2 separate regions of the Homo sapiens genome follow, and region 1 is linked to region 2. The links are chromatin loops, found by intact Hi-C in ENCODE. Cell type or tissue: breast epithelium. All regions are shown on one strand. Links, peaks and the distances in the headings refer to the core of each region. The heading gives the core; the rest is flanking DNA. Region 1 overlaps URB1 (URB1 ribosome biogenesis factor). Region 2 holds the start of MRAP (melanocortin 2 receptor accessory protein).

Region 1 (5,382 bases), core at 64-5,063, 59 kb after region 2:
AGGCATAGGGGCTCATGCCTGTAATCTCAGCACTTCAGGAGACTGAGGTGTGAGAATTGCTTGAGCTCAGGAGCTTGAGATCAGCGGAGGCAACATAGTTGAGACTCTGCCTCTACAGCAAATAGTAATTAAAAAAGTAGCCGGGTTAGTGGTGGTGCGCACACATGTGGCCCTAGCTACTCAGGAGGCTTAGTTGGGAGGATCACTTGAGCCCAGAAGGTCAAGATGGCAGTGAACCGTGATTGTAGCAGTGCACAGCAGCGTGGATGACAGAGCGAGAGCCTGTCTCAAACAAACAAAAAAGACAATATGATCCCTTCTCTCAAGGCTACTCATCGTTTATCCTCATTTCCTAAATAAAAAGAAGGGAAAAAATTTGGCTGCTACTTAGGAGCCAAAGACCTCTGGATTTTCACAAAGACCCAGGTAAATGTGTAAAACTTGACCCCTCACAGCTACTCAACCCTTAGCCTGTATGAAATTCTCCAAGGTCACGAGCCAGTCACATCATATCACTTCAAATGCAGACCTCAAGACTCACTATTCCAACAGAAGAGAAACTGGTATGAGGCAGGACTTGAATGTGCAGAAGTGACGAAATGATTTCCCTAAATGGTCTGAAAGCAGAAACTCAGAGTCTAAGAGGCCTCACGGCACAGAGCCCTGCAACAGCATGCACCAAAGGAAAGCCTGACTGTGCCAATTTCACCTATTTGCAGTCAGTGATCACGAAATCTGGCTGGGGTCAGGTTCACAACTGCACTACCTGGAAGGAAATGGCAACCTATGGAGGTCAAGACTTAGACTGCCACATTCTTTAAGCAGCTCAAGAGAGAAGGCTGTAAGTGTAGCAAGGTTATCAGCATTTCAAATAAAAGTGAAAGGTCAAACCTCTGTACCCTAAACATAGTGCATCCCCCAAGCTGTTTGTTGCAGAGCAGAAATGAGGACTAGATGTCCTACTGCTATCATAAGACCTGACATAGCTCTGGAAACATGAGTATCAAGGACAAAACAAGATAAGGAAATAAATTCCTATTCTCTTCCACTGGCTTTGATGACCCATGTGCTGTGGGTGATGGATTCTGGCAAAAAGGCTGAAAGCCCTGGATAACGCCAGAGCCTGAGAAGGAGGAAAGAGGCACTGCCTAATAAACACCAAGAAGCCAAAATTTAGTATTGAGCCTACAACAAGCTAGAAATGACCTACCTAAAAAAAAAAAAAAAAAACATTTTTCCAATGCACCAGGCTGCCTCCCAGGAATGTAGCTAAGTGTAAGACACAATAAATTAAACTGCCATAAAACCTTCTATTTTAAAACTAAAAACAATTCCAATACCTCCTGAATTCAATAACTGTTAACTAAACACTTACCATAAGGAAGATCTATACAAAATGCTTTTCAGAGTTAGAAACTGGTAGAAAATGCTCACCTTCATGATCAGAAGTTTGGTCAATGACTTCAGTTGTAAATGGCTACTGGTCACAAACATTTTCATTAGTAAGTAAAATACTGATCGTTCACCTCCAATAATTTCTGCATCTGGGCCTTCCTAGAGTTTAAACAATATTACGTATTTTTAGTATATATAATTACATATATAATTTTAATATATAGTTATATATTAGAAACATACCATGGGGCCAGGCGTGGTGGCTTACACCTGTAATCTCAGCACTTTGGGAGGCCAAAGTGGGCAGATCACCTGAGGTCACGCGTTGGAGACGAGCCTGGCCAACATGGCGAAACCCTGTCTCTACTAAAAAATACAAAAATTAGCCAGTCATAGTGGTGCATGCCTATAGTCCCAGCTACTTGGGAGGCTGAGGCAGGAGAATCACTTGAACCCAGGAGGCAGATGTTGCAGTGAGTCCAGATGACGCCACTGCACTCCAGCCTGGGCAACAGAGTGAGACTTCATCTCCAAAAACAAAAAACAAAACATAACGTAGCAGGAGCCATCACTTGCTGAACACACAGTATGCTGCCAGGTCCTTACCTCATCTCATTTTAACCACAATTTGGCAGGAAGAGTAGCAAGAGTAAGCACAGGTAGCCCTGTTCCTGTGCTGGAGCCGTCCCAGGGGCCCAGCTTACACTGACTCACTGAATCCTCCCAACACCCCTGTGAGGTGGGTACAGCTGCTACCCTATTTTACATATATGGAAACTGAGGCACTGGGAAGGCACCTGGCTGTTTACTGGGAACCAAGGCAGATGCTGTGCTGTCTGGTGGATGGTGAGCAGGAGGGACCCCAGGCTGTCTGAGTCCATCAAATGATGTCCTTGTTACTTTCATCACGATGCCAGTGCTGATAGAACGGATTGCTTATGCATAATTTATCCTCCTCAAAAGGCTTTTGGGCTTTGAACAAGTCTTCAACAAGTACATGGAGCTCCAGATCCCCAATTCAAACTCTACTGAGCCTGTGTGTCTCACTACAGCCCTTGGCAATGAGGACAACCCTGAAAATGGTGAGGTGCTGGTTAGCTTAGGCAGAGCCAGCAGATATAAGCATAAGGTGGGGCGCAGGATATAAATTCACACCAGCTCTTTCAAATTATGAGGCCTCTGTTCACTTTCCAACTAAATTATCAAGATCCCATGAGCCTAGTTGAGCTGGAGTGAAAACCAATCAGCAATGCCCGAGCCTGTCACCTCCCCAGGACTGGTGGCAATGAACTCACATCTCAGTGGAATGGTGGCAAGCAGAGCTCTAGGCAGCACCGCCTGGGTCCCATCCTGGACCCACCACTCATGGACAGGACCCTGCAGAAGGTTCTGACACACTGTGCCCAGCTGCCTTGTCTTTAAGTAACGTGAAACGAGCAGCCACATGAAGCACCCGTAACCTGCCCAGCATGCGAGTAAGTTCTCAGTAAGAATGATCCTCAGCTACGATGCAGGGAAGCCTCAGAACGGGGACTCGAGGGAGAGACACATAGTCCCAGAGGCACAGCATTCTTAAGTCTTCCTGGAAATGTCGCGTGTAGAAATGCCAACATACATTTCCATACTACTGGTTCCATATAAGATCTAAGTCATTAAAAAGTACATCAGCTCAGATTATAAGAAACACTTGGACAATGATTAATTTTGCTTGATAATGTTCCCTCCTCCTCTTTGCATAGAAATGATGCAGCATCCTGGGCTTAAGCCCAGCATAAATATATGTGGCATCCTGAGCTTCCCTTTATGATTTAACATTATGTTCTCCAAAAAGTTCTGGTAGATATTTTATTAAAGACCTAGAAAAAAATGCTGGCAATGTCTACTGATTCTTCCACCAGCCTCAACCCTCTCCTGACTTGGTTATCTATTCTCATCTCGTCTTTAATTCTTCCAGGATGAGGACAAAAGAAAAGGAATGTATTTTATTTTGTTTATTATTTAAAAATGAGAAAAATGTAAAATGTAAAACAGTTGAGATAAACAAGAAACTCCCTGGACCCAGCAATGTATCTGCAGCAAGGACATGTTAAGCACCATATTTTACAAAAGCAAGCAGGTTCCCAGGCCTCCTGGTTCATGAATCAGGACCTCTGCTGTGGGTCTCTCTAAAATGAGAACTGTTAACCTCTTCCGTCTTGCCCCGTCAGGTTCTGAGCCAATTAGCAATTCATCAGGCCAAGAAGCCACCCGGCCCAGCAGGTAAGCTTAGGGCAGAAGACTGGGAGTTCTGCTTCCTACCTGTGCCTTTAACCACAGAAACTTGCTGGCCGGCAGCTCCAGGGCCACCTTCAGCATGTGGTGCTGCAGAATGGGAGGCACCTCCTCTCGAAGGCCCTGCTCAGAGATGACACCTATGGGTGAAAAAGAGGCAGGCTGAAAAAAGTCACATGGACGTGGGTGCCCAACAATTGCTGCCCTGGCCAGAAGGACAAGGAACTCACCATGGAGAAAGAAAAAGGGTGGATGCAGGGTTCTGTTTCTCTGTCCTGTGCTCACCCTCACATGGCACATCTCGCCTGATGTACCCCCACGCCCTGGTCTGTCCAAATCTTCCAACAAAAAGCCCAAATCCCACTTGCCTGAAGAAGCCCTCCCATGCCACACAGCCCACACTGACCCCAAACAGCTGGAATCAGGCACCCACCAAGTGCCCTCCAGGGGTAGGCTCTCGCTAACATTCTCCCTGACTCCCCAGACAGCAAGCATTTTGTGGACAGAGACTGCAGCCACCTGCACCTGAGATTGGGTTCTCATCCTCTAGCCGGCTCTCTGGGCTTCTCCTTTGCTACCAAATACTAAATGGCCACATTCTAGTAAATTTCATATTTCCACAGCAAAGAGAACTTTTCACCTTCAAATGATTAAAAAGTGAATTGCAGCTTTTGAAAAGGAGTATTTCAATAGCTCATATAAATTCCAAGAATGATATTTTTGCAAGTCTTCTCCCATAGGCCCAATTATAAAGTGGATCAGACAAACTTTACCATCCAGGAAACATGACCAGACAAGCATTGTTACTTTTACAAGTTTGAACCTGACTCAGTGGGGTAAAAGATGAAGTAACTATGTCAAAAGTGTCTCTGCATAAACAGGATGTCCCTTCTGCAGGCCCCTCATTTCTGCTACACCCTCTGCAACCCTGCTCCCTTGAAAAGTGACTTTAGAGTTAACGTCACATGATCGGATTTGTGGGCCATTCATGTAGGTTGCTCAGCACTCAGAAGCTGGCTGGCTTCTTCCATTGTTCTCACTGCTACCAGGTGTTCATCTGATATTTACTTAAGGAAGACCAGCTATTTAAAAAATACTGATGCAAGTACAATTTCTCAGGCTGACGGATGAGCACGCAGCCAACCGTCCACCAGCCTTCCTGATTCTTGGCTGCAGGGCTCTGCTCTGGTTTATTGGCAGCAACAGTGGCGGCTTGTCTGCAAGACCTTGAAACCCACCTTTCAGGAGCTTGCTGAAGTCAAAGTTGTACTGCATGACCACGTGGGGGACCACCTTCTGGTAGAGGCATATGACCTGGAGCAAAACAGCTTTCAAAAGAATGGTTTCTGCATCATCTGCACAAAAAAAAGAAAAAGAAAGAAAAAGAGAAAAAAGAAAGAAAGAAAGAAAGAAAGAAAGAAAGAAAGAAAGAAAGAAAATAGCTTGAATTAGAAAACATACTGGTTCTTTGTCCTTGAGCAGCTGAACCAAGTGTGGCACCACACTGCAGCCAACTGCATGCTGTACACCGAGGCTGCAGACAGACTGCTCAGTACCTAGATCTAATGAGTCAATGTGGTAAAACGTTAAAACTGTTCAGGGGGTCTGGGTTAAAACCTCATTTCACTGCTGTGACCTTAGACAGGTTCTGGTCACTCTGTCTCCCTGTGCTTTCGTGTCTTCATCTGAGCAACAGGGACATACAGCAGGGCCTAC
Region 2 (5,366 bases), core at 367-5,366:
TACACAGGTGGGTGCATGGTGTGGGGGATGTCTTTGTGATATTTTGATATAAGAAACATGTAGAGTCATGTGTCACTTCACAACGGGGTTACATTGTGATAATTGCATCGCTAGGTGATTTCGTTATTGTGTGAACATCAGAGAGTCTACTTACACGAATCTAGAGGGCACAGCCTACCACACACCTCGGCTGAACGGCCTAGCCTATTGTCTCCAAGGCTATAAACCTATTGTTACTATGCTGAATACTGTAGGCAATTATAACACAATGGTAAGGATTTATGATAGTATTATGATATTATTAGTGTTAGATATAAACATATCTAAACATACAAAAAGTACAGTAAAAATACACTATAAAAGATTTTTTTAAAAATAGTACATCTGTATAGGGCCCTTACCATGAATGAAGCCTCCAGGCCTGGAAGTTGCCCTGCATGAGGCAGGGAGTGGTGAGTGAATGCGAAGGCCTAGGACATTACTGGACACTACTGTAGACTTTATAAGCACCACACTTAGCCTATACTAAATTTATTTATAAAATAAAGTAAATGTGCAATGATGTTATGTTGGCTACGGTGTCACTAGTGATAGGAATTTTTCAGCTCCATTATAATCTTATGTGACCACTGTTCTATATGGAGCTGGTCATTGATGGAAGCATTATTAGTCAGCATTTGACTGTATTTGATCTTTGTCCCTGGTAGCACAGAACTCATAAAACTTGCAATATCTGAGTAATGGGGTAAGAGAAGCATCTTCTGTTAATCAGCATAAGCCACTTTCAACTCTACCTGAGTTTATGCCAATGAGGTGGGGGCTAGTTGTCAGAGGAACCAACCATATATTAGAGGGTTGCAATGTTCACTCCCACCCTGGAAAGGGGAGAGAGGCTGGGGATTGAGTTCATTCACTGATAGCCAGTGATTTCATCAATGGTGCCCACATAATGGAATATAATAATCATCTAGATGGCATAGCACATGATAAAACCCTACAAAAACCCTCCTCAAGGGGCTTCAGAGAACTTCCAAGTTGGTGAACACATTGAGGTGCTGGGAGGGTGTGCACCTGGATCAGGCGTGGAAAAATCCGTGCCCTTTCCCACACCCTGCCCCATGTGTCTCTTCCACGTGGCTGTTCCTGAGTTGTATTCTTTTATGACAAACCAGTCATCTAGTAAGTGAACTGTTTGACCTGAGTTCTGTGTGTGAGCCATTCTAGCAAATGACATAGTGTCAGGATTGAGTTACATTGTAGGACACCCAGCGAGTGTCTACCAAGAATAGGAAATTGCTTGGTATGGAAAAGCCCACAAGTCTGGCGTCAGAAATGTACGGTGTAGCGGGAGCAGAGGTTTTATTTTACTTTTCAAGTAGATATTTTGCCCCTCACTTGGGAAACACAAGAGCCTCATTCCTCCCCTTCTGGTCAACTGAACTACCCTCAAAGTGCTCCCCAAGGAATGCCTCAGGCGTGGCAGGCCTCAGCAAAACCAGCGGAGGGGCTCAAGTTATCTGGGTGGACTGTCTACACTGTCAATACCCAGGTTTACTCTGATACTGTAGACCTGAATCAAGAACACAAGAAAGCTGGGCGTATTGGAGGGAAAGGCCATGTAAGCCGTGTGTTTTGGCCTCCTAATTCTCAAAGGCTAAATTCTAGGGTTCCTCTCACCTGTGGTCCTGCTCATTCCAGATGTTCAGAATGTTCCTCTTGTTAGTGTCTGAGGATCTCAGAGGAGGGTGTATAATTTGGAGTCAAGCTCTACAGAAACCCAGAAGAATCTGCGTCACGTGTGGTATCAGCCAAGAGCTGAGTGGACTCTATTTCCCAAGAGCTTGGACCACATGGGGTTGTGTCAGAGATAAACAGCCTTTTGAGTCTGAACAAATGCAGCCGGCTGGTTGGTTCTTGGGGGGCTTAGATATAAGTGGAGAGGTGCACTCTGTTGGGGCAGGGGGCTCTCTTTTGGTTTTAATTAACTGGCTATGAGTACATGACAGAGGTTTACAAGTTCACGGCTGGCATCACTCGATTTCTGCCCTCAGATATTGAATCTAAGCCAGCAGTTTGGTGGTTGCTCAATAGCATCCAGAATTGCTTAAATGTAAGTCAAGGGCACTGTCGGGCTTACATTTTGGTTCTTTTAACTTTTCAAGTATTTAAGACAAAAAGCGATTGTCTTTCCAGCCCTATTGGGCATCTTCTAAGGGGCCCTGGGCGACTATTTCCCGCCCAGCTCCCTGTCCTCACACAGAGAGGGATCCTAGGGCTGCCCTGGAAAGCCGTTCTCCTGCCTCTCTGCTCTGTGTGCTTTGGAGTTTTATCAAGAAGGGGCAGATGGGAAGCTCTGCTGGATGCTGGCGTTGTGAGACACACCCCCCTGACCTTTCTTCCAGCCAAATAGCTCTGATAAGTGGGCAGACCTTGAGCCTAGAGACCCACAGACACACTTGGACGATTCCTGCAGAAATCAGTGAGGCAGTCTCCTCCCAGGGGCTTGGCGCCTGGCTCGAGGCGAGGCTGCCGGCCCGGACGCTGACTGCCCAGTGCCACAGACATGGCCAACGGGACCAACGCCTCTGCCCCATACTACAGCTATGAATACTACCTGGACTATCTGGACCTCATTCCCGTGGACGAGAAGAAGCTGAAAGCCCACAAACGTAAGTCTGAACTAGGGAAGCCGGTCAGACAGAGGCTGGGGGCCGGGGCCCAAATGACTGGGCACTCCCGGCTTTCTCTGCATTCACTTATTAACTCCGGTAGACATCATGGGAAAGCAGGAATGTGGCCAGTTCACTCATAGATATAAATGAATGGGGCTGGGAGAGAAACTGTATTTGCTAACTTCTGTAATAAGCTTGGAATTAACCTGCTAAGTCACGAAGACACTTTGGAAGCAGAATTTTTATTTTTTACTTTATTTTATTTTATTTTGGAGATAGGGTCTAGCTCTGTTGCCTAGGCTGGAGTGCAGTGGCGTGACCATAGCTCACTGCAACCTCGACTGCCCTGGGTCAAGTAATCCTCCTACCTCAGCCTCCCAAGTAACTGAGACTATGGGCACATGCTACCACGCCTGGTTAATTTTGTGTATTTTTTTATAGAGACATGTTATATTGCCCAGGCTGGTCTGGAACTCCTGGCCTCAAGTGATCCCCCAATCTCGGCTTCCCAAAGTGCTGGGATTACAGGTGTGAGCCACCGTGCCTGGCGAGAATATTCTTTTAAAGATAGATTTCTTGTTTAATTTGTTTGGGGCTCCAATAAGCTGAGCGAGTTTCCTCAAATTAAAGATTTGCCTTTTCCACTGTCTGTATTTAGATTTGGGACAGTTATTCTCTCCATCCCTAAAATGCAGATTTAATGATTTTTACTAAAATGCCAACATACGTTTAATCTTCATAGTCTCAGCAAGGACAAACCAGCATGACTTCACTTCTTTTTGCTCATCTGCCCTCGGGTTCCTTATCTCTTGGCTAACGTGGCATGTGTGGACAATCTTCTCTGAGGAGTCCAGCTACTTGATCACAATGACAAATTAGATGCGGAAGTGAGCATGAGAAACAAAACAAAAACAAAGCCTGGGAAGATTGGGTCTCAGCCCTGGAAACCCATGCGCTACCTATCCCGTAGGAAGTCTTAGCTTCCTTGGGTTTTCACTCACTATAATCACATACTGTCTGTCAAACAGTAAATGCAGGGCTGGGTGCAATTGCTCACGCCTGTAATCCCACCAACTAGAGAGGATCACTTGAGGCCAGGAGTTCGAGGCCAGCCTGGGCAACACAGTGAGATCCCATCTCCACACACACACAGAAAAAGTAAACGCAGACCAGGCATGGTGGCTCATGCCTGTAATCCCAGCACTTTGGGATTACGTCGTATGTCAGATGCGTCATGTGTCATGCATCCTATGTCAGGGGCGTCACGCGTCCTATGTCAGATGTCACACATCCTATGTCAGGGGCGTCACGCATCCTATGTCGGATGCATCACGCGTCCTGCGTCGGATGCGTCATGCGTCCTATGTCAGATGTTTCACACGTCTTATGTCAGGGGCGCCATGCGTCCTATGTCGGATGTGTCACGCATCCTATGTCACGTCATGCGTCGCATGTCAGATGCGTCACGTGTCCTATGTCAGATGTTTCACACGTCATGTCAGGGGCGTCACACGTCCTATGTCGGATATGTCACGCGTCGTATGTCAGATGCGTCACACGTCCTATGCCGGGGGCGTCACACGTCCTATGTCGGATGTGTCACGCGTCCTATGTCAGGGGCGTCATGCGTCCTATGTCGGGGCGTCATTCGTCCTATGTCAGTGTGTCGTGCGTCCTATGTCAGGGGCGTCATGCCTCCTATGTCGGATGTGTCATGCATCCTATGTCAGGGGCGTCATGTGTCCTATGTCGGATATGTCATGCGCCCTATGTCAGGGGCGTCATGCGTCCTATGTCGGGTGTCATGCATCCTATGTCGGGGCGTCATGTGTCTATGTGTCATGATATATCGTGTATGTCATATCAATGATATATCATGATTTCAAAGATGTATCATATTTCATATATCATGATATATGATATGATGATATATCGCATATGTATCAGATATATCAAATATATCATATGATATATATCATATCATATATCCATATATATCATGATATATCGTATATGATATCATATATCATATGATATATGATGGCTAATTTCTTTGTATTTTTAGTAGAGACGTGGTTTCACCGTGTTAGCCAGGATGGTCTCGATCTCCTGACCTTGTGATCCACCTGCCTCACCTTCCCAAAGTGCTGGGATTACAGGCGTGAGCCACCACGCCTGGCCCAATTAGGATGGATTGTAAAATGTTTGTGCTTATGCTCTGATGTGTGATGTGTGGGTTAGCACCATGCCCTTGGTGCTTTCTCATGATAGTGAGTGAGTTATTAGGAAATCTGGTTGTTTAAATGTGTGTGCCATCTCCTCTTTCTTCCTCTTGCTCTGGCCATGGAAAGTGCTGGCTCCCCCTTTGCCTTCTGCCATAATCGTAAGTTTCCTGAGGTCTCCCCAGAAGCAGAAGCTGCCATGCCTGTTTCCTGAGGCCCTGCCTGAATTGACTAATTACATGTTTGATCTTCATCTGTGCCCTTTTCCGAGGCTAAGCTTAGAAGAAAATCAATCTTACAGCAGCAATACAGATTATTCTAACATAGTGAGTCTCCAGATACCAGCCTAATGCTCCCTTTCAGAGAGTAGGATGGGCTGATTTCCCTTGAGTAGTGCCTGGCTTAATGCTCTATTATTTACCTCTCAGGTCAATATATCTGCTTCCCTTTAGTTATGGGTTAAGAAGAACTG

The links. Peaks named below come from ENCODE experiments on the same cell type or tissue, not always from the same donor. Only the 100,000 strongest peaks of a DNase experiment are listed, where the experiment ranks them.
Region 1: a loop joins it to region 2, with 19 times the contacts of the local background. A loop is called at or near these places in 3 of 110 quality-filtered maps.

The regions. Positions count from the first base shown.
Region 1 is chr21:32,356,103-32,361,484 of GRCh38, forward strand. It overlaps URB1 (URB1 ribosome biogenesis factor), which reads right to left. Exons shown (of 39, transcript NM_014825.3): 13 at 4,905-5,021; 14 at 3,694-3,806; 15 at 1,435-1,554. Among named protein-coding and RNA genes, the nearest start is that of SNORA80A, 19 kb to the right of the region's middle. In breast epithelium, for the core only: a CTCF peak has its summit at 3,869; DNase peaks (open chromatin) are centred at 2,049 and 3,753; H3K27ac peaks cover 908 bases.
Region 2 is chr21:32,296,409-32,301,774 of GRCh38, forward strand. MRAP (melanocortin 2 receptor accessory protein) reads left to right here and starts at 2,447. Exons shown (of 3, transcript NM_001379228.1): 1 at 2,447-2,669. The coding sequence starts at 2,564. It overlaps LOC124905009 (a long non-coding RNA gene), which reads right to left and starts at 2,362. Exons shown (of 2, transcript XR_007067843.1): 1 at 1,678-2,362. In breast epithelium, for the core only: no CTCF peak of the experiment used is centred there; no DNase peak of the experiment used is centred there.